2 separate regions of the Mus musculus genome follow, and region 1 is linked to region 2. A link is a loop called in an ENCODE intact Hi-C map of the cell type or tissue named here. Cell type or tissue: gastrocnemius. All regions are shown on one strand. Links, peaks and the distances in the headings refer to the core of each region. The heading gives the core; the rest is flanking DNA. Region 1 has its middle 49 kb from the start of Sema6d. Region 2 has its middle 110 kb from the start of Gm39920.

Region 1 (12,018 bases), core at 4,415-6,914, 300 kb after region 2:
CCCGGTCTATGGCGCTTCTGTGGAGCATTTTTTCAGCCAGAGAACAAAGCACGCAAAGTTGCGGGGGAGAGTGGCTGGGAGACCCGCGAGTGGGTGCTCACGGTCCCCGCGTGGACAGTCAGTGGCTCCGCACTCCCAGGCTGTCCCTGCGTTCTCCCGGCCGAAGCTGGCCCGGCGGCCCGGGCTGCGCTGCGGGCGGGCTGGAGGCTCCAAGCCCCGCAGCGAGGAAGGCGGGCTCACCCTGACGGCTTGCGGAGCGGCGCCGAGCCGGCCCTGCCAAGAAGAAACTTTTCCTCGCAGCCCAGGGTGTCTTTTCTTCCCTTAGGGGTGCGCCTCAGAGGAGGGGTGCGCCTAGGAGGAGGGCCGAGCTGCCCCGCCCCGCCCCCAGGCCGCCCACCGGCCAGCTGGGACTGGTCAGCCAGACCTCCCCTGGCGCCTCGGGCACCGCTGGAGACCGTGTGGCTTGGGAGAGCAATGAACTCCCGGGAGCTACGACGCTACGCCCACGCAAACACACGCGTCCGCACACAGCTGCGCTGCGGGCTCCCGGCTCGGGGTCCCACCCCCATCACGCACCCAGAGCGTCAGCGGAGCTTGGGCGACTGTCTTACCTCTCATGGGGAAGCCTGCTTTTAAAAACAGACAAATGAAGCTTGTCACGGTCAGACAGAAGAGCCAATCAAGACAGTGTGCAGAAAGAGCAATCCCACGGTCTCGGGTCTCGTCTTGCGATCTATCCTGAAACTCACTCGCTCCAGCCCTGGCGGCGGCTGCGGCGGCGGCGGGACCCAGCGCGAGCAAAACAAACCGCTGCTCGGCAAATGGTGTAATTCGATCCATCTCCGAGTCGCTCCCCTAGATCTCCGCTCCCTGGCCACTCTGCAGCTCCCACAGCGGCCAGCGCCGCCCAGAGCCCCACGCGCGCCGCGGCCTCGACCCCGGTGGCCGCCGCGTCCCTGATCGCGCACGGCCGCGCGCCCAGGCTCTCCCACCTTATCCGAGCGGCTCCTCCCGCGCCTCCCGGAGCCGGGTCGCCCAGCTGGCGCCGCCTCTGTAGCCAGCAAAGCCGCCTCTCCCTTCCCTTCCTCTCCCTTCCTCCAGGCGCCCTCACTACTCTCCCACACTCCCCCAGACGTCCCGAGGACAAATTGCTGCAGCCCAGTGGTGCCATGGGCGCAGTTGTACCCCGAAGTTTTGACTTAGTTTTCTAGTGTAGGATTTATTTTTTGGCTCATTTTACAAGCCCCCTCCCCCATTTATCTTTATAACCACCAAGTAAAACAGCTGGGAAGACGCAATCAAACATAGCTGTAGCTTTAGAAAATACAGAAATTGCCTACTAAAAATCTTATTTCCACTTTGAATGAAAGCCATTCAGTACAGTGTAATTTTGCAGGCTAATGAGCCGGTTTTACAGGCAAGTGTTTCGTTTAATACGTTGTGGGAGAAATGAAAATGTCCTTGAAGCGACATCATTTAAGATGTACGGACTGTCATAAATGAAATAAAAGAATCATTTATTCCCAAACAAGAGGATCTTAATTCAAAGTTCATTTCCAAGAACGGGCTATGTTTATTAGTTTCCAATCTAATCATGTATCACTTAAGGGTTCTAAGTGGCTGGAATCAACCCTGATGCCCTCTCTTAAAGAGAGAGAAAGAAGAGAGCATTTCCGCCAAACTTTTGGTTTTCCTTTGAGTGTGGTTAATTACCATGGAAAGAGAGACCCGGCATGGAAGCATATTCTTGTCTATGATTTTTCCTGCTTTTCTCTCGCACATAGATATATGTTTACATTTAGGAAGAACACTGCCCTGGAGTTGAAAAGGAACTTCAAAAAAGACAACCCCTTTTAAAATGCAAGCTCCCCCCCCCCACCCTGTTCCTCCTGTTACAAGAAAGGGATGGGGGGACAGAAAGAGCAGCTTCCGAGGCTAGCTCAGTGTTGGTTTTGTTTTTTGTTTTTTTGTTTTGTTTGTTTTTTGTTTTGTTTTGTTTTGTTTTGTTTTGCTGTTAAGTTTTTTGTTCCTGGTTGGCTGGTGTTTTCTGGTTGTGTGGGGCTCTGACATCACTGCAAGTTACTTGGCAGTCAAGGTCCTCCCCTGGCCAACTTCTGACCCAGAAAGCTGGGGCTGTTTCCTGGCCAGCAGTTATTTCTTGTTTTCTGCTCTGCGGGCAGAGGGTGGTACTGGCCACCCTGTGAAGATGCCAAGTGAGGAAACAAGTCACCGGCCACCCCGACAGGTTTGCCAGTTGTCCCATGTCTGCAGGAGCAGCAAAGGTTCATTTCAGATTCCTGAATCCACCCCCCACAAACACCCCCAGTCAACATCTCACGTTGTAGCTCAGGCTAGCCTGGAGCTTATTTAGCCCAGGCTGGCTTCAAACTTGAGGCAGTCCTTCTGCTGAAGCAGAAGAGACTCTGGAGCATTGAGATTACTAAGAGTGAGTTACAACATTCAGTATAAATTGGGTTCCTGCACATGTGGGCAGCCTTAGAGGAAAAGATACCCAGAGATTACAGTTTTACCCAGACCGAGTCTTTAAATCCGGGAATAAAAGGAATGATGGTCTGGTGGGTTGCTGGAGAATATGCTGATGGGTCCTTTGAAACCATGAATTACATGTTTTCACTTTAAATATCAGCCTGGACCTCAGAGTCATCCTTCTGTTTGCTCTGTCGGAGGCCGAGAGGCCAGAGCATGACATGGGTAGAAAGGTCAAAGATTACTCTTGAGGATTTACCATGTCTGTGTTGTGTGTGAGAGGGGGAAGGGTGGGAGTTGGGGGGTGTTGAGAGGAAAATGACACTCTTCATTTAGTCTTTAGTAGAAAAGCATCCAAGGAAAGCACTCAGGCGGCTGTCACTGCAGTGGTTCTGATTCCCATCATTTCTGTCCACTTCATACCATTCAGCTCTTTAATCCTGTTAACTTCTGCCAATTCCCGTTCTCCCACCCACTCTGCACTCTAGGCACTAACATTGGCTCACACTCTGCCCCTCACTGGAGCACACTCTCCTGATGTTCCTGCTTTCTCTGGTATCCTATAAAGTGGTTCAGCTTCATTTCTGATTTCTTGATTGAACAACAAGTTGTCTAGGTGTCAGAGTACCCTCAGCCCACAAACCCTCTGTATGGGCCGGAATGACTGTCTTCTCTGTTATGAAATGTTATTTAATTTATCTTGCTTAGGATGTCTCCCAACTGGACACTTGTTAATGGGCCAGGGTTCTCCTCTTCCTTTCCTGGACAGGCCTGGTGCCCAGCACTGGGGGGCACACTCAGTAAATACTTGTGGAACAGGTGTGGCGCCAGAGCCTGCAACATTCTCATACTCTCTTCTGGGCCAGATAAGAAAGGCGTGTTACTGCTATATTCGATAGCCCTCCATAGTAATGCATGCTAGGCACCGACTTTGTGCCCCAAGGTCTTAAAGTCCCACTGAGGATGTTTGTTCAGTCGGGTGAGGCAGGAATTGGATAGACACACTTTTCACCCCCCTCCCCCAAAGGCTGACTCTACCTGGCTAACAAATACACTTTGGTATTCTCTGTGTGGTTTTCCCATCAATGATAAGTAATAACTCATTTCCAATTGAATTGTAAGTATAAAAGGGAATCTAAAATCTACAGAAAATCTCTGCGTGTGATTCTCAGTAAAATGTATCAATTATCAAATAGTGCAGTTTCTTAACCATTAAACGACTAGCTATTAAACCGTTAAACCTATGAAACAAATACCATGCTTAACATCTGCCAAGCTGTTCTAAGCATTTCAAAAATATTAGTGTGCATCAATTCTATGAGGGAAATACTATTATTAACACCATGTTAAAGGTGAGGAAACCTACAAAATAACAACAACAACAACAACAAAGAAGCAGAAGAAAGAAATGTAGGTGATTTAGTTAATGTCGCACATGTAATTAGGTTTTGTGTGCTCCATCTTATTTAGTGGGGTCTGAATAGCAACCGCTAAGAATGAAGTGTTTGGAGTTTATACAGTTTGCATTCAAATCCAGCCACTTCCCAGTAGATTTGCGATTTGGATAATTTATTTAACCACAGTGGGCTTCAGTCTCCTTATTTGCAAAACAAGCATGCTAATAAAACTTTAAATGGCTTCTGTGGCTGACTGGAAGGTATAATACAGGTGACATGTTTAACCTCTTGCCAGGAGTACAGCAGGCATGGAATAAACACTAGACAATACTTTTCTAGATATCACAAAGGCAATGCAATCCTGGGATGCTACAGAACTGGATCAGAAACTCAATTCAGACTCACAGGAAATGTGAGGCTCAGGACTCAATGGGTGTGTTATAGATTTTTGTTCAGTTCTATCTCTACTCCTGTCTGCATGGGTTATGTCTTTTAATTCAGATATTCATACTATTATTCAATTGATGGGAACAATGTTTTGCATGAATTTTCACAAATAACATAGTGTAGGATGTAGATTTTCATGGTTTAAAATATATCAGAATTCCAAAGAGAGAGGCAGTTTCTCTGATGACTTCAGTTTGGAATGCACGCACCCTATTCCTTACACTCACACATTATAGAAAGTGTTTTTGTGGCAAGGGACTGCTTTCAAAACTAATCTAAGCTCTCCATGCCATAATAAATCATTAATAATACAGACCCACGTCTCTGCATCTGCATAGACACAGCTGGCCTCCTTGTGTCAAGAGTTTGCATATGAAAGTGACTCTGCCAAGATATTTCATTTTAATGAAAAATATTTATCATGGTAAATCTTAAGCCTCAAGACTTTACTGACATAATTCATTTCTATTGCTGTTTTATGCTAGTGTGGCAATAGCCATGCCCATATTTGGAATGATAAAAATTTACTTTTTTAAAAAAAATACTTATTTTGATTACTATTCTACCTTAGCATGAATAATTTCTGCCACTTGCTCTGTGTAAAGAAAATGCACCGTGCATTTTTGGAAACAAACCAATCACTTTACTTTTACTAATGCTTTCACAGGAGCCACTGCATGGACACTGGAGGCTTTCAAATACTATTTTTCCCCACAGCTTTTAATATTGCTAGGTCTTTTTGAAGACAGACAAAAGATGAGCATTAAGCATCCTTTTATCTGTACATTATATACATCCTATCATCCACACAACTGTCTGAGTCACTTGTAAGCTATAAGGAATAAGATTTATTTAAACCCATGCAAATCTATAGTAAAATAAACCCCACTGTTTAAGCTGCAAATGTCTGTGTTACTGGTTAGGGTGATAGGATAGTGTTTCTCTGATCATTTCAACATCACCAAATTCTCTCTCTATAGAAGTGTCCAGCCATTAGAGGCACAAAATGTGACTTGTTGCCAGAAGCCACTAGAGCCACCTACTGGCTAAAAACACAACACAAAACAAATAAACAAAACAGAATGGGATTCTGGGTAATTTATATCTTTCCAAATACATGTTTTGCTTTTTCTGTTTGTTTTTCAGTCAGGGTGCGAAATAGACAGTTTCCTAACATCAGATGTATGGAGTTATTACAAATTACACAGCTAAAATATGAGGGAGGGAAGGCATTCCGAATGGGGGACAGGAAGAAATTGATACTCTGCTATAAAAATCAATAGTAAGCCTTATTAGTGTTCAGCTGTAATAATAGGCTTGTCCAAAAATCCCAAAGCCCAGTTAAATGCTGATGCAGCAGCAAGAACGATCAACTCACTTGCTAACAGGCATTTAAACCTGTGCCTTGGGTATCTGCTGCTGAGTTAGAGGTGATGACACAAAGGAGCGACCAATCTGCACTACCTTCACTAAACAGTTACAGGGCCAGCTTGCCCGCTCCCACTAATCTGTTACAGGGCTTTCAGGAATGGTTCTTAAGAGCCTCAAAAGACACACAGCTTGTCTAAACCTTGGTACCATAAACCAATCTCCCCAGTTTCCTTGACCCCAAGATACCTATGGTCTTTGAACCTACAGCTGGTAGGTTCAACAACAAAACCACTTCAGACCTGAATATTTTTTTTTATTTTTTTATCACAAACTTTCTTGTCAGGTTGATCGCAACTACCAAACTCCATTTAAACAATATGGATCCATTTCATTATTGTGTTGGCAGCTGTTGCAACTTATGTTTTTGAGAGAAACATAAAAGGGGGTCCTTAAAGAAAACCCCATGGACATTTTGCTTTTCTGTTACAAAGCTAAAACAAACAAACAAACAAACAAACCAAAAACCCTGGCTGAGAGCTTTCCCAGACATGTCCAGAGGGATGGCCAGGAAGTTCTTATCCATTTCACTGCTGACCTGTTACACCAACAATTCACTTTTCCAGTCTTATCACATACGAGTGGGTCTCCAGAGAGTGTGTGCACATTTGTGCAGTTTCCTCTGCATTCCTGTTTTTAAAAAACCCTTATGAGTTCTTTTACTATATTAAAGTCTTTGGAATTGTGTTCATAAACTACTCCAATATGCTCTGCATTTCTGGGTCATAATTACAAAATAAACAGATTCATTTCTCATCACAAGTTTTAATTAAGAATTCCAGTTACACAATTATTTTCTAATGAATAATACCTACTTAGTACCAAACCAAGGCACACTATTAAACATGTTGACTCAAAAAGTATATTTTCTTTTTTTTTTATTGGGTATTTATTTCATTTACATTTCCAATGCTATCCCAAAAGTATATTTTCTAAAGACAGTTCCCGTGGATCTGTTTCTCATTTGTAAGCCATCAACCTTGGAAACTGTCATATTAAAACAAAAGGAGAAGTCTTATTTTCTACATCAATTAGGTGGAGATTAGAGAGGTAAGGGTAGATTATGATTTCTGGAAATATATTTATTTGGCAAGAAGTGCTAATCAGCCATGATTTCAGCTCCTTGTAACTATCGAGCTGGTTGAATCCTGTTTTTTAGTTTTGGTTAGACTATTGGTTTAGGCTACTCTCTAATCAAGAATTAGCTGGGCCTTTACTTGTGTAAGATGACCACAGGGTACCTTGTTTTAAAGCATGGCCCCAGACTGGGCTCCTGGTCCTTAAAAGATAGCTGCTTTCCAATCTAGTGCGGAAACAATCAGCTTGGTTTTGATTTATGTGCCAGCATTTATGCTAAAGAGTAAAACAATAGGAATAAGAAAGTCATCTATTTTTTCATCCACAGGTAAAAGACCAGCCTGTGGAAGAAAGATGTATCTTTAGAAACTGCAGGTGAGCTAAATTAACCCATTCATATGAAACCACCAGGGACACAAACATGCCCAGAGTCCGCAGTCCTCTGGGTAGAGTGACAAAACCTTTCCTGGGGAGATAAGCATCTCTGACCCCAGATAGGGGCCCACGATAGACTAAAGTACAGGTATGCCCAAAGTCCAACTGCGTGAATCTGAGTGTTATTGGGCTTACTTTCAGAAATATGGATGAAGCAGGAGCAGAAATGTCTCAAAGACAGCGCATCACCAAGGCCCACCCTTGCACAGAGCTGGGGACCTGGAGCCCATTGCACAGCCTGCAGGCAGCTCAGCCAATGGCAGAGCATCCTTTCTAGGTTGGTCTATACCTCTTCCAGGCAGCCCACCTCAGCTGCTGCTTCTTCCTGGCAGCTAGTCTGGTTTGAGAGTCTTTTTTGTTTTTGTTTGTTTGTTTGTTTTTGTTGCAGCTTTTATTGCTCCCTCTGGTAGGGAGGGACCTAGTGAATCTGGTAGGTTTCAGGGACCTGGGGAAGCTATTTTGGGTTGTTTACCCTCCTGTTTAAATAGCTTCTGTGCAGAATGGAATATTTCAGTCTTGTAGGAAACCACTGTAACACAACACTAGGGGAACAGGGACCCTCCCAGACAAAACCCCACAGTCTTTGCAATATCCAGTCAAGGTGAGGAGGGCAGGATCCCTAGAAGAGGAGAGGACCACTCATTCATTCTTGCGTGCGTTCATCCCACCGTTCGTTATTAATAGCAGCATTCTGCTTTGTGAAAAGCACTGTGCTGAGATAAATGAGAAATAGCTCGCATTCAGACAGCAACTGAAAATTTGAAAAGCGGTTTTATCATTCAGAATCCTGGCAGGGAACAGATGGCATACTTGACTTGGGTAATTTGAGGAGCTGTTTGTGAAGGTGAGAGTCGGGTGCAGGGAGAACTCAGGGACAGTCACCCTGGGGCTGTTCTAAGCCTCAGTTTCTAAGGAGCCAGAGAAGGAAGCAGTGAGCAGAACCAGGCAGTCACAGAGGCGAACTGGACCCCTGTGAGAAGCACTGACCTTCAGCCAAAAGACTGTGCCAGCCTGAGGTAACCTGTGCTGGGGGGCTGGGGGGGAAGGAAACATGTAGAGTATCCGCAGTTCGCCCTCTCTGGTCCCACACTGTGCTGTTCATTGGTTCAGCCTCACTGGAGCCAGAAGGCCCGGAAGTCCCTGATACCTTCCTTAGACTCAATCGCTGCCTCCTCCAGAGAAGCAAAGCCAGGAGGAAGGGGATGAGAGTGGATCTAGTGGAGCAAGTAGAAAGTGATTTTATTTCAGTCTTTGTAGCAAACTTTGCGACAGAGGAAGCCTCCGCTGGGACGTGCTTACCAGGAGCAGGCTGTGCAGCAAAACCTGGAAATCTGGACTGAAGGATGCAATTCGGAGCTTAGCAGGGTTCCTGTAGCCTCTGCCCTTTGAACTTCCTTATTGCACTTACATCACCACACAACCTTACTGACATATTTTATCTCCCTCCTTTGTGAGAGAGGGTACTAAGTCCTTTTATTTTTATAACTGTCTAGAATATTGGCTGGAACAGGAACCCTGGAACTTTTGGTAGATGGAGTAATGAAGTAATGATAAGGCATGAAGCTCACAGCGAAGCTATAAACACTCAGTCCAATGGTATAGGAGAAACGTAGTAGATGTATACAAGGAACAATGGTGCAAATTATAAAGGATTTCATAACAGGGAGTGCTTCTATGACTGAGTGACTGAAGTTCAGTGAGGACAGACACCAAGGATAAAGTTCACAACAAGTGCACTACTGTAGGGGACAATATGGGGTAGGGCAAAGTAAGCCACATGGCAGACCTGGGGCTTGTGCGCGATCCTGGAGGCAGGTAGTGGGAGCTGTGACTGAGAAAACAAGAGCTGCATCACTACATGGAGTGTTTGAATTGCCACGTGCTGAGCTCTGAATGTTTTCTTGGCTGTTTAGAAGACAGACATATTTTTGAAGGCATAAGAATAATCTTATATTATAATGCTATAATATTATATGATGTTATAATAACATTATCATATAATGTTAGAGGTTTGAAGAAAGCATTATCCAAATGCTTCAGATAGAACTCAAGACAGAGGAAGAGCTTTGAGAGGCGAGAGTTCATTAGGAAGGACGTTGGTTGTCTGTCCAGGAATGGACAGCACTTTCAGTGGCCGTGGAGCCTGAGAAAAGTTGGAATGCCTACCAGAAGCCACACCCAGGCATCGAATGTTTGGCTGGGCATCAGGGAGGGCTTTCCCCAAGCTTCCTCGTTGGGGTTGATTTAGGAAAAGTTGAAAATATTCGCAGAGGAGTGTAGATGAATTTTGTTTGAAGTAGATCTTAAAGTGGCCATTGAGTAGATAGCCAGCAAGACCTGGAAATAGTAATAATGATAATAATAATATAATAATATAATTTATTACATAAAATTTATTATGAATAATATTTATTACAGCTAGTAGGTCAGGGAAACTTCTATGACCCAGGGGAATAATAAAATCTCAACAGGCCAACTGGAGACACGAAGTAAACACAGAGTTTTCATGCAATCATGCAGGTGAGACCATCTACCTTCTGGGCCTCAGGGGCTTACAGGCATCAGAGGACAGCTTGTTCTCCTTTATATACATGGCAGCCCACTGAGGAGAGTGGTAGCCTGCCTCAGTTTCCACTCGCGCTCCCAGCTTGCACACAGGAAAAGCAGCTCTGGGGGCTCACTGTATTTCCTCTAACATCCTTTGGAGCTGACAGTTCAGTGACAGGCTTTCAGCCTGACACAGAGCATGCTTTTAGTAACTTTTAAAACTTTTTTGTGAAACTGTCCAATTCCATTAGTCTAGAAAGGCTTCAGGGACTCCGGTCCTCTAATATGGTGCAATTGAGGAAAATGTGGCTACAATTAATTTGCTTAACCATCATCACTCATGTGGAATTAAGAAACCTTAGGCCATGATCATTAGCACTTGCTTCGAAGACCTTGGGGAATCTGGGAAAAAAAATACAGCTCAGTGCCTTCTCTGACTTTTCTTGGGACTATGCAGCTCTGTATTTTACTTGGTTGGAAGGTTAAGATGGAATGGTGGCGAATGTCTCCCTTCAGGATGATAAGAGGGGGGACAGATACCATGAAGCCTGGGGTATTACTTAATGGCCAGTTTGAACCTGGAAGCCACATACAAAGCAATTTATGACAAAGTAGCTAAGAGAATCATCCGAATGGCAGTCTCATTTATTATTATTATTATTATTATTATTATTATTATTATTATTATTATTTTCATTTTTGAGACAGGGCAATGTTGCTTGTTCTCAGGTACTCTCCTGCCTCAGCCTTCGGAGTGGCTGAGACTTCAGGTTTGTCACTGGGCCTGATTTCCTCTTCTGCATTAGAGGCCATTTCTAAACAACTTACACAGGATTGTCCTAATGTGGTGTGTGGAGGTAGAGAAGCAGTGGAAAGGAAGGCTAATGAGAAGTCTAATCAAATTTAATGGCTTATTTCCAAGAAAAAAGGGATAAGGCTTTAGCGACATCTGTAGTTTCAATGTCTAAATTGTAGATGCTGACACTGCTGAGAAGCCAGACTTTCCCTCTCCCTTTTGCTTTACTTTTTGGCATTAATGGGTAGAGAAATAAAATAGATATAAGTATTTGTTAATTTCATAGAAACCACTTCAGATTATACAGAATGTCATAGAGCGTATGCTTAATTACATAAGCAACCTTTGCACTAAAAACTTCACTTTACTGTCCTCCCATAAACCTTTTATAAGTCTGTTTAGTTTATGGTTAAATTAGGAGGAACTTCGAGGCAGGAATAAACTACAGAGATCCTTTCCTTATGCTTTTAAACTGATTTCATTAGAACTATAATTTAGTGCTATGTATAACCGAGCAATTCAAAAGCAGAGATGGGACAAATCTATACTTTCATTATTTAGTCAAATGTTGGGAAAGCAGCGTTTGGCTTTTAATGAATATTTAATGTGTTCTGGAGCTCTCAGGACTGGATGCGATGCTTGCAGTGAGTGCAGTGAGAGGGGGTGATTTCAGCAGGAACTGAGGTGGCATCTGGCCTCCTGAGTTCTTTCTCCACTTTGCTTTGATATACCTGAAGTGGCTAAGAGGCAGGCAGAACCCCACAGCAGCCTTCCCACTGAAAATCCTGCCCAGGTGCTCAGGAATTGAAGACTAGCTAGAACTCTCAGACTCCACTGGGGAGGGGCGGTTGCCTTTGGTCTTAGTCTGCAGAGTGTAGCTGATCAGCAAAGGCTTCTAAAGCTGCTGGGAAAACTGGGCAGAGGTCATTTTTGTAACAGCAGTACAGACTTTGGTCCTGGCTCAAGATCTTCCTTATGCCTCTCTTGATCAGCTCAAGTCTTATGGGAAGGAAGACAGGGACGTGCAGGCAGGCTGGTCCAAGGTATGACTGTAGTGTAGAGGCAGCACAGGCAGGAAGCTACTGTGCGTGTGGGAAATGGGGAGTATTGCACAACATACTCAGGAGGATATGAATCTTAAACTCCTCTGCCAAGTAGGTCATGACATCTTAAAAAATCATTTGTACATTATTTAATTTCGTTTTAAAAGTTAGAGTTAAGTATCAATAGTATGGGCTTTGAATGTTCATTTGTTGGGTCTTTGGGATCTAACAACATGTTTCAGCTTGTCAGGACTACCTCACATGGTTATTGTGAATAGGAACAAAGAAAATATATCTAAGTATCGAGGGAGGAAACTCTACAGCTTTATATTCAGATGATACATTAGTAAGACTGATGTTT
Region 2 (12,018 bases), core at 4,842-7,341:
CCTTGAGAGTCTTTCTTCCCAAGGCCTTTGCTATGCATCAGTTCCCCTCATCCTCACAAAGGTCTGAGCCTTGAATATAGATCCAGGAAGGATTCGCTGTTCACTTCTCCTTACCAGGCCAAGTCCTTGCATCCAGAGGACTGCTTTGAGCTCCAGGCCTTACCTTGCTTTCACAACTTTGGGCTCCAACTTGTGTTCAGGGAACTGTTGTCCCAGAGGGTTGATTAGCTTATCCCTGCTTGTATCCTAGAGGTGATTACATCCCCCTTAAAACAGAAATTATTCCTGTCTCCCTCAACTAATTAGCTACTCAGAGGTTTCATTAAAGCATTTTATCACGTGCCTACTGTACATTAGAGACCCCAATAAGAATTAAGAACCCAAAATTAATGTGGCTGCCCTTGAATTTGGCCCTGATAAAAGGTACCTAGCCACTAGCTGCAGTAACAAAATGAAAGTTTTGGTGGAAAATCTGGACATAATAAGCACTGTGTAAATAGAAGTAAAGCCATCCTTACATCATTGACACTTTACTAAGACAGGCAGTCTCCACAGTTTAATGACAAGACAACTGGCATATGCAAAATACTTAAGGTACCCAGGGCTGTGCAACTAAATGTAAGGTCAGGGGTTCCAAGCACATTCACTGTCTAAATTCTGTCATGTATATATGATATATACAGGATGAACAACCCGAGAGTCTAGGGGACAGCCATCTGGCAATGAAAGCCATGCCACAAAGTGTTCATCAGTATCTAATTTGCATCTTGGAGGAGGAATAGTGTTTGTCTGGTGGACTGGAACATGATCCAGACAACATCTCCCTGGCATAAATACAAGAGAATAGTGCTGTGAAGAAAATGGAGTGGGAGTAAGGCACTTCGACAACATTCTGAATATGAAGTTTAGGATATAAATAAGCCCGAATGGATGTCTTAGATCCGTGGCTCTCATGACCCCTTTGAGAGTACAGTGACCGTTTCACAATGGTCACCTAAGACCATTAGAAAACACAGGCACTTAAATTACAATTTTTTAACAGTATAAGCAAAATTACAGTTATGAGGCATAAAGGAAAATAATCTTATAGTTGGGCTTGCCACAGCATGAAGAACTACATTTAAAGGGTTACCCCATCAGGAAGGTTGAGAAACGCTGCCTTAGAGGACGGCTGTGTAACAAAAAGCCTTAGAGCACCAAAAATTTTATGTTCTGTTTTAGTGTTTAGCAAAGAGATGCTACACACGGACTGTTTAACCAAGCTTCCTCATGCTGAAGTGACACCTAAATGCTTCTCACAGGGTCTGAACCAGAACCTGTAGCATTCCAATGAGCTAGACCAGTGCTCTTCTTGATCCATTGTTATGCTGCTTTCTGCACCTTCCACTTTTTTCTTGTGTAGTTTGCACATTTTTTTTTTTTATCTCCTTGAGAATGGGGAAGAAGAAATAAGTTAAGTTACTTCTTGGTCTGTTGGGAAATAATCCTAAAGACATCATAATCTGAAACCACTCTTTATTCTTGTCCATTCAAATGGGTGGTGGGCTGTGCTTGTTTTGGTTCTCATTGAGGAGAGGGCAACAGCCAGGTAAGGGATCCGGAGCTCAAATCTTTGTGTCTTTGCAATATGTGCCTCATCATTACCCACAATCTTCACAAAATGTGGGCCTGACAGCTTTGGCAGGTCTAGATTCAGGCAACTAAACCATCCCTGATGCCCTAAACCCAGGGATTGTTTCTTGTTCTGTCTTAAGGTGTTAACTGACACCTTCAAATCTCTGTATTTGGTTTATGGCACAGCCAACTTGCTTTTCTGCTTTATGACTTGGTCTTCCTAACCTGTGTCCCCAATTTCCTCAGTTCCATGGGAAGGTAATTAAACCAGGTCTAATATGGCAGACCATGTTTGGACAGTTAAAAGTCATTAACTTACTAAGATGAATTCTTAAGCCTCTAAGAAAGGTGGAATTTCCAAAACTGTGTTGATCTTAGAAGCAGTTTCTTTCTGGACCAGTATTAGAGTGCTAAGTGTCACACACAGCAGGTTTGGGGACATGCTGCCCAATGCTCTTCTAGGCATGCAATAACACAGTTCTTACTCACTTGAGATGAATGTAAGCTGTGGCATAGTTAGGCCTTTTTCAGATAATTAGAAAATTACATATGAATTGTGCAACTACTCTTTCTCAAACTGTTCTTTTAAAATATCTTATGCTGTTCCTAGAATATGTGTGGGATAAAGTTTGAGATACTCCTTTCTGTCTCCGTCTCTCCCCATGTCTCTGTCTCCTCCTCTTCTGTTTCTCCAAGCAGAATTAGCCTTCATTAGCCTAGTGTCTTAAAAAGAGGGATAAAGTAGAAAATCCAAGTAGCCTAAGTATGTCTATGACATCGGGCTCCAAAGGCCTAAGTCCTTCGAGTAAATTAGAAGGTCCAGATTTCCTTAAAAAGGGGGATCGGGTACAGACACATGAAAGAGATGATGATAAAGGAAAATAGCACAGGAGGTGGAGGGAGGAGGTAAAAAGGAGGAAGGAGCTCACAGAGCTGAAGACTGAGGCAGATGAACATGGTAAGGCTTGGAAGAAGATGACTGGGCCTGAAGCTAAGCATGGCAGAGCAGAAGGTCCTTTATCTAGCAATGTTAGACAAGAAGCAGTGGCAAGCCTGGCTGGAGTTGAGCTCACCTATAACCCACGTGTGCAGGAGTAACTCAGGGACCCAGGGAGAAGCAGCCTCATTGCCCTGGAGTTTGGATGTCACTGACATTACTGAAAGCCTTTGTGAGAACTGTGGAGTGTGCTAAAGGGTGTTGTGAAGTCTTGGGATTTGAGTTCCTAATCAACTTGATTCAATACACTATTATAAAGGATTAGGAGAATTTAAATTCTCACAGTTCTTCGGTCAGGCTGTCCTCATCCAGGTACCGAGTAGAGCATCTGCCTCCATGCCAGTATTTTCCAGCTTTGGGTATCCCTCCATTCTCATACCTATCTTTTATAGAATTTGCCCACCACCAGCCCAGCTTCCATTTCTCCTTATTTATTATAGCTAACACGAAATGCTCTTCTACACATCTATTCCTCTAATTGCCAGGAAACCAGATAATGAAGCTCCACAGACTTAAGAATACAAGGAAAGGACAGTGCTGCTGAGAATCGGATTGTTTTCCCCATCTGCAAAACGACCCAGCTCTAACTGACCGTGCCATGCTTTCTCTGAATAGAGCAGAGGAGCTTTCATGCACCGGTTTTGTAACACTTATTTTTTTCCCCCATTTTCTTAGTCAAGGCCACATTCTCATGGGGCAAAGTGGCTTAGTTTGTACCTTCTTGGAAAATGACATTATCTAACTTATTTGTTACTCAACTTACAATTCAATCATTCATTTGCATATTATTGAGCCTTTACCATATCACCAGATTGCAAAAACTAATAGATGATCTCTCTCTACAAAAGTTTAAGGGTGAAGGCATTGATTCTCAATCTTTCCTGCAGCCAAGAAACCCTGCAGGACACTGATAAAATCCTATTATATTAGAAGTCAATATTTATTGAGCCCTAACTGCATGCCAGGTTCTATGCTTCTTTCAAACGCAGTTTTTATTCCTCATTTCTTTGAGGTAGTTATCTTCTACTTACACGTGAAGGGATGGAAACTTAAACCTGAATACGTGTGGTTAATGAACATTTAGAAGCAGGACTGGCTTTGAAGCAGCTCACAGTTAAGAGTCTACGTTCTCTCTATTCCTGAGCAATACACAATGCCTCTAAAGCCAGCAGCAAGAACCATACTATAGAGCAGCAGGTTTTGAAATTCAGTGTCACATGCTAGTCATTTGCTACAGTCATTGTCTCATTTAATACTAATGACAGCTCATAAGTGAGTTGTTTCATGATCTGCAGATTGCAGAGACGTTCTTTGCTTAAAAGGTTTAAATAACTTGCCCCAGGGTGCTCATCTGATATCAAAGGGAGGCGAGGTTCAAAGTGCACTGCTGGATACAGCTCTAGATGGTTCCAAAACTCCTTATTCTTCGACCAGGGGGAAGAGACCCAAAGGAACTGTATTTTTTATTTGCAGCAAGTGCAGTGTAAAGTCTAAGGGAACCAGAGGAATTGGTTTGCAGATTGGGGAAAAGCTCACCTATGAGCTAAGGCTTGAAAAGGTGTGTGTGTGTGGGGGGGGGCATGACTGAGAACCCTAGGAAGAGGGCATCATAAATAGAGAGAGTGAACTTAGGAAGGCAGGATCAAGATATGAACAGAGAAGGCCAAGATGGTGAGAGCTGGAGCATCCAAGGCCAGGAATTAAGCAAAGGAATTTGTTCTTTGAAGGCGGCTGTAGGGGGGATCCACTGGGCTTCAGATGTGGGAGTGGTTTCTGGGGTGACCTGCTAGAGGGATGCTTCTGAGAGGGGGTTCAGGAAAGATCAGAGGTGATTGATAGGTGTGGGATGACAGGCCCCACAGCACGTGTATTGGTGAGGAGTGAGGTGACCAGGAAGAAAAAGATGTAGACTATCGTAACCAAGGCTCAGTGTGATGAGAGGCCAGGTTAGGCAGAGATATTAAAAAGAGAAAGAGTGAAAGAAAGACATGGCTGCACTCTAGGAAACCCCCAAGTCTGTGACTCAATGGATTTCTCTGGTTCAAGCTGCCAGGCTGCTGGTATTCTGATCTAGCAGCCCTGGCTAGCCAAAGCACCAAATAACCACAGATGGTCCCTGTGATACCTCTGGAAGGGAAGTGGGAACCAACTGACTTAGTCTGTTTTGGAATAAGGCCTATCCTGGAATGGGATTTTGAGTGGCAACATCAGTGGATTAATGGGGAAATTAGATAGAGAAGGCTAGAAATGGAGAAGACCTAGCAGGGAGATGGTGTCTCCTGTAAGGTGTATTGAGCTTAAAGTGGCGATGGTAAAACCAGGGTAGAGTATTGATCATCAGAGCAAGGTAGAACCAAAAAAAAAAAAAAAAAAAAAAAAAACCAAAACAAAAAAACCAAAAAAACAAAAACAAAAACAAAAACAAAACTTAAGAAAATATTCCTGCAAAGGATGAGGAGCTGCTGAGATTGAAGAGGAAGGATGGTTAGGACCTCCCTCCCTAACCTAGTTGATGTAAGCCATTGCTCATGAAGATAAAGGTACTGAGGATGAAGGTAGGAGCAAGAAAGTAGTAGCCTGCTGTATTCAATAATGTGAAAATGCTGCGTGTATGGAGGACTTGTGCACATAAGGCAAACATATGAACTTATTGTGTTGTCTGTTATGAATGGCATCCTTTCTTAATGCCTCCTTTAGCTGTGAAATCAGCCCTGATCATTGTAATGGGACCCACATGGCTCTTCTTGCAGTTCAGGAAGCGGGCTGTGCCATGTGATGCCACCATTGAGTTTCCAGATTGACTCTTTCCTATTTTATGGTCCTTGGGAGAATTAGTTTATTAACTGTTTCAAGGAAGAATGAATGCCAAAGCCCCCTTTGTATGAGCTGACTTTGAGGGGTAGTTGGGGGGCTTGACTGCTACTTCTTGTTGATCTTGTGTTCACTCCTGGTAGACGTGAGTATGCCTACATCATCACAGCAATAGGGTAATACCTTCCATCTCTTGAGACTTTTGTTTTATCAAACATGTTTACCTGAATTGACCTCATATAATCCTTGCAAGCCAACGGTGTAAAATTCGGGCATGAATTTATACAATCCATCATGGCTGTCGGTAAGAATTCACTTATTTGCTCTGTAATAATTGTCAGACACCTACTTTTTCAGACCCAGCGGGAGTTACATTCTCATGCAATAGGAAAATAAGACTTTCCGTGAATCAAGAGATCTTTATTTAGCCCATAATATGAGCAGAACTCTGGGTTGGGCACATTACAAAAAGATTCAAGCAGATATCAGGCAGGGAGGGCCTCTTAAAGTGTTCTGACTGTGGAGACAAACTGTACAAACTCGAAGTGATGATCAAGTAAGAGGCTCTTACCAGGGTGAATGTGGGAAGGAGAAGCACTTTGGATAGCCTTGGTGATTACTCTGGAATATTCCTTGGAGTTCACTGAGAAGGTGGGGCAGAAAGGAATTCACCCTGCTGGAGGGTCAGGGAGGCTCCCAGCAGAGGGTGCTCTTCTCACCTCTCCACCTGGCAACTTGCTAAACTTTGACTTGCTTGTTGGAAAGTGCCCAGCCCAAGGATTGCTGCTGGCTGACTCAGTGTGCCTGAGGATAAGAGTGGTGTTTCCTTGTGGGGCTTTGGAAATCTCCTACCCATACCAGCGAAGACTTTAGATAGGAACCCAGGGAAATGGGCATATTAGGTATAAACAATTTCCATACAGAGGCCTAGAACTATCTTAAAAATAGCTTCACTTGTGAAGAAGAAGGGAGGGTGGGAAGGAGGGGAGGAAGAAAGGATGGATCAAAAGTTACTCCAACTTATGGGTTAAACTGTGTACCCATTTTTTTCATTGGATGGCCTTGCTACTCAAAGTGGTCCATGGACCAGCAGGATCAGAAAGACTAGGTTCTTGTGGAAATGAAGATTTTCTGTCTTCACTGCAAACCTACTGAACTTTGCTCTGTCTAAAGGCATCTCCAGTAGGCACATTTAAAAGACATCAATCATTAGAAGCTCAGAGCATATTTTAACAAAAACACAACACAGTTATTTATTTAACATATCATAATCCTAGTCATAATGATTGAGGCCTAACCCTCATTTTTTTATTGTTAGGTCTGTATGTGAATGTGCTGTAGGTATAGTGGCAGCCCTCAGAATAACCATTTCACTCTTTACCACCTTCCGCATGGCAATGGGAGCATAGTGCTTTGCCTCAAGCTAGTTTGGGTGAAGGAATCCTCAAATGTGCTGAGCTCATAAGGGTGCTGGGTGCATGGAGGAAAAACCATGGGTTTTTCAATTGGATATGGTTTCAAATCTAACTTACCTCTCAGAGCTCATATCCTTAGAAAATAAATCCATGAAAATAGAGATCTTATTTGTCCTATAGCATTTTTTTGCTTATTATTTGTATAATTTCTAGGATAATCTATTTAGACAATTACTGGCACACTGTTTTTGTTTGCTTGTTTGTTTCAAAAATCAAAAGCAGCACTAATTCCTACCAGCTCTACCACAAGTCTCATGGTGTCCAAAGAGAATAAATCATCTGTCCTCTTCACGACCTGGCTTTCTCATGTGCATTCAGCTGGCCCTGAAGATGGGACTGGAGAACACTTCTTGTGGATGCCAAGTGCACACAGGGATGTGTTTCTATTCTGTCTATCCCTGATTCATCCTTACGTCCCAGGCTACCACTAAAAGTACCAGACAACGGTGTCTCTGAGACCAAGCCTGGTAGCTTAGAGTGATTCCTTTGGGGTTCCAGTTCTTGCCCTGCAGGTTGGCATCCCAGGTGAATTCCACAAGGTGAGAAGTACTAACTCACCCCAGAAGACTGCTGTGAGGCCATGGCTCCACTGAGCACCCTTGGCTGCTAACGTAGAGAGCAGGGCTGGGCTGCACCCTCTTCTCGAGACATTGTAATCCTACTTAGAGACAACATAGAGATCCCAAGACTTAAAAGATGTCCAACAATGACTCATCCTTCTTACCACGAATGTAAGGAAGCCCTGTAGTCATGGGCTCAGTCTTGGCTGGAATGTTACAGTAACTTACACATTATCAAATTAATTTTTTAAAAGCGGTTGTGAAATTCCATCTCAACTTGGCAACAGTGGTTAAGCAATTTTGGCTTTGGCTGGGGGGGGGGTTATTGAAGCTAGAGAGGGTGTTTGTTTTGTGGCTGGATCTGCTGAGGGGCACACAGCCAAGATGGTTAATCTGGGTTTTATTTTTTTGCTGACATAAGGGTTTTACCTGAGCCACTGTGTTTTTTTTCTCCCCTGGTCCTTTCTGAGGCACAAAGGCAAAACAAAAACAAAGCCCAAGGAAAACACGAACTTACTGCTTGTTTCGGGTTTAGTGGCGAGGAATCAAGGTTTTCCATTTCCTTTGCTGGAGTGTAATTGCTGTTTCTAAAACTTGTCTCTGGTCGCTTCGATTCTTTTCTTTTCTTTTCCTTGTGCTTCACAGCTGTGCCTGTGCCACCCAGAAGCCCCCTCCTCCCTGGAGTCATGTTCTTATTCTCATCACCAGTGCCACTTCATGTGTCTGCTAAGTGTCCGCCATCTTTGTTGGAAACTAGAGCCCTTCATTAGGAGGCAGCTAGCCACTCCTGAGCTAGGGTGTCCACTCTTCCCACCTTTCCATCTCTTCCTCAAAAAACTTTTAACTTTGTAGTTGTTGTTCTGAAGTTTTGAAGAAACAAATCATCAATATGTCCATAAATATTCATCAAGCGCTTAGCTACCTCTGCCCTTTGAGAGGTGTGGAGGAGCAGGGATCACAAACATGACCCTAGGATATTAAATAGAGAAATGCCTGGGCTTTGGCCTCCAGAAAGATCCTGGCACAGTTCTAAGAGGAACAGCTGGGTGTTGACTGGAGCTGAAGAGGCTTGCTGCAGAATGCAAATTTCATCCAAGTTTTGACTTAGAAAATATCTCACTCTTTAAAACATTTACTAACTATCATGTACGATTAGCATGTCAATTATTCTCATGTAATAAAGCCGATACTCTTTCTGGAAAATACTCCTTGGCTGCTTTTCATCTCTCCAATAGTCGGTGTGGACTGCAACATATTTTGACTTCACTGAGAGGGTAGCAGCCCAGCAATCCAGAGAGGTTTGCCTCTCCGATGCCCCATTCCCTGCTTCCTCAGCCATGCCCTTGTCCGTATAGGCATGTGTGACCCATATTTCCACCCAATAAGAATCCACTTAGATTTCAAAGAAATAGGTGTGCTTTGCCATCAACAAGTTCCTAATGCGCTGTAGGGAGATGTCAATGTATCAAACAACTGGTATCCTGGCTGCTTCACAGAAGGGGTCCTTGATGACTCATTTGGCCAATGGAGCTGTTTATTAGTGAGTGGTAGAGTGTAGGTGCTGAAAGGGATTCAGGGATAAGAAATATCAAGGCAAAGAGGAGCAGGGTAAACACATGTTAGAGTTGAGCTGGTGGAGGTTTCCTATCAGCTAGACTGGGTACAGTTATGGTTGCTGCCAGCAAAGAGGACAACAGACAAGAGCTTATCAGCCCTTCTGTGAAGTCTTGGCCCAGAGGAGAAAAGGTCTCAAGCCAAGCTGGGAGGCTGCGGGTTCTAGTCTTGAATGCGCCCTCATACTTCATTCTACAGCAGAGGAGGCCTTTGTAGGCTGTGGCTTCCAACTCATACAACCTAATCTTTATGTTGCAAACGTTCCTTCTTGCATGTAGCTTCTCTGCCTTCTTTCTTGGCCACTCAGGCCCACTCAGTCAGCCATCATTTATTTTATGAGTCAATTCTCTGTGGTACCTCTGACACTCAGCACCAGTCATTGCCTCTAGAAGAAAAAAACAGACCCATTGTTTTTGCTAAGTAAAAGGCATTGGTGGTGGGGCTCTCCTTTCTTAAATCGTCATCTACTCCAGGAATGAAGTAAAGGCTGGCTGTGTGGATTATTCTAATCCAAGAATAAATATGAAGATAAAAAGGCAAGCCTGGTCCAGCACAAAATAACATATCTGGAGTAATCTGGAAGAAAATAATGAGATCGCCAATTTGTCTGGGTCTTCAAGTAGAAAGCTGTTTCTAAGGAGAGTTATGGAGTGGTGCCAAATCTTTCTAGGGTCTTGCTCCATTGCTTCCCTCTACCCACAAGAATCACCCTTTTGAGGCAGTTGTGTTTTAACAGACACAAAATTCATGGAAAGAAGAGAAAATGGGCTCTTGTTTTCATGTGTTCAGCCTGGCCATGGGTGGGAGGGAAAGGTTCCACCAGCTTCTTCCAACCCTTCCCAGATTCGTCACCCATTCTTACTTGGACAGCACTGCAAGGGGATAGCTAGTCTCCTTTTTTCAGGCCCTCCGTATAGCTACACACCCAGCTGAGGGTGCCATGCTTTAGCGCCCGAGAAATGGAATGAGTCCAAGTTGGTTGCAAGTGGGAAAGGCATTCCCCATAACAAGACTGGATACCCATGCACTAGATCACTGGTCGCTGTCCTCAGCCAACAGATAAAGCTTTGTCCAATGTTGGGTGGTTGTGAGCCTTGAAGTGACAGAAAAGCCTACATCAAACATGTATCAAGACTCAAGTATACTCTGATAAAATCTAGAAGATGGTGGTTACCTACGGAGAACTGGAATACTGAAAAGATGATATTAGGGGATTCCTCACAAGCTCTCACGTGCATCAGGTTGCAAGGCTGTAGTCTTGTTCTGTGTGTTAGTTTCCTCTCCTCTGTGCTGTGGTTGATAGGGCAGGGGCAATGTATTCTCTGTGTTACCTGTAATGCTGAGATCATAAATACCTGTGCGTTGGATGGACAAATACATAGAGAACATTATTTAAGAACCACTTTACAACCAAGTGTAGTAGCACAGCCCTTTAATTCCAGCACTCATCCCTGTGAGTTCGAGGCCAGCCTGGTCAATGGAGAGAGTTCCAGAACAGCCAGAGATATATAGGAAGACCTTGTCTCAAAATAAAAAAAAAAAAGAAGAGAAAAGAAAGAAAATTTTTAAAAAAAGGAAAGAAAGAAGAGAAGAAGAAAAAAAGAACCATTATAATTTTGTGAAGAAATATTTACAAAAAAGCAAAGACTATATGTATTTCTCAGTGGTAGAGCACATATTTAACATATATAAGGGTTTGAGCTCAGTACCAAACACCAGAAAGCAAAAACCAGTGCAATATACTAAGAAATAATAGACTCCTGCATGGGCCAGGAGTGTACACTACTGAAGCTTGTGAGTAGAAAGTCTGGTTAGAATCATGTGAAGTTTGTTCCACCTTATGAGCTACTTGAGAGAAGAAAAATGTTCCACATCACTTAGATCTTGTCAGGATGTAAAGTTTCAATTCTGCGATGCTGCTGCTGCTGTGGATGAGATCACTAGCATAAGTTACTATCCTAAGTGTTACTAACTAGAGTCCCAGGCCCAGTTCTGAAAACTTGCTGTGGAGCAAAGAGAGGAGGCACAGAGGGGGGTGAGCCTTCAACCACTTAGGCAAAGAACGTATAAGAAGTTATGGACCACAATTCTTGCCCCTTGGCTTGACTTGCTGCTTTTTAAGGCTTGATAGAAAGGCACACAGTGGCTGAAACAAGGAATGAAGAGGGATTAGGACACGGAGAACACAGGGGTACAAATGCAGTGAGCCCCTAACAAAACCTTGCTAAAGAAGTATGAGTTAGAACATGAAGTGGGAACCAACAGGACCTTGGTCAGGCAAGCTGGCATGTGAGGAGATACATGAGAGGGTCACAGAGGGGTGTGGTAGGGACAGAAATGTGGGAAGCAGGGAGGAGCTAGCAAGGAGAAGACAGTACCTAGGAAGGTTATGTGGGGCCATGCGGAAAAGCTCAGAAGAAAAGGCTGCTTCTACCTGGGAGAAGTAGGGCCGCCTGAAATGTATGAGGGAGCCCTTGCTCTCAGTAATGATGGTGTAGGCTCCATCAGGTCCGAGAAAAGTGGGGCACCCAGCTGAAGGCAAGTTCTACTAAGAATTTCCATGGCATGTCCTCACAGCCAAAGACCATAGATAATGCAAAGAACTGCAAAGACTTGTCCAAAGGACACTTAAAAGATAGCAGCTGGAATTTTTATCCCATAAATAAGTTTTTGCTGTTCATTTTGGAAAAAAAAAAAAAAAAAAAAACAACCCAACTGTCACCTTTTGTAAAATTTGAGAGTAGTAAATGCATCTTAAGCCTGGGAAAGGAAGTTATGATTTTAGTTTCACACTCTGTCACCTTTTAGTGGCTTAGCTTTGGGTAAATTGCTCAGTATCTCTGAACTCCAGATTCCTTATCTGCAATGGAGGAACCATAAGGTGTCCTTTCTGCGACTGGGGGACTTCTGCAGAGCTCCTGCAAGTCCTGGAATATGGCTGCTAAGA

The links. A loop is a pair of places that touch in the nucleus more often than their neighbours do. Peaks named below come from ENCODE experiments on the same cell type or tissue, not always from the same donor. Only the 100,000 strongest peaks of a DNase experiment are listed, where the experiment ranks them.
Region 1: a loop joins it to region 2, with 2.7 times the contacts of the local background. A loop is called at or near these places in 10 of 42 quality-filtered maps.

Annotation. Positions count from the first base shown.
Region 1 is chr2:124,598,871-124,610,888 of GRCm38, reverse strand. It overlaps a transcript of Sema6d not described here. Among named protein-coding and RNA genes, the nearest start is that of Sema6d, 49 kb to the left of the region's middle. In gastrocnemius, for the core only: a CTCF peak has its summit at 5,385 (motif pointing left); a DNase peak (open chromatin) is centred at 5,353; H3K27ac peaks cover 200 bases.
Region 2 is chr2:124,899,334-124,911,351 of GRCm38, reverse strand. No RefSeq gene overlaps it. Among named protein-coding and RNA genes, the nearest start is that of Gm39920, 110 kb to the right of the region's middle. In gastrocnemius, for the core only: a CTCF peak has its summit at 6,114 (motif pointing right); no DNase peak of the experiment used is centred there.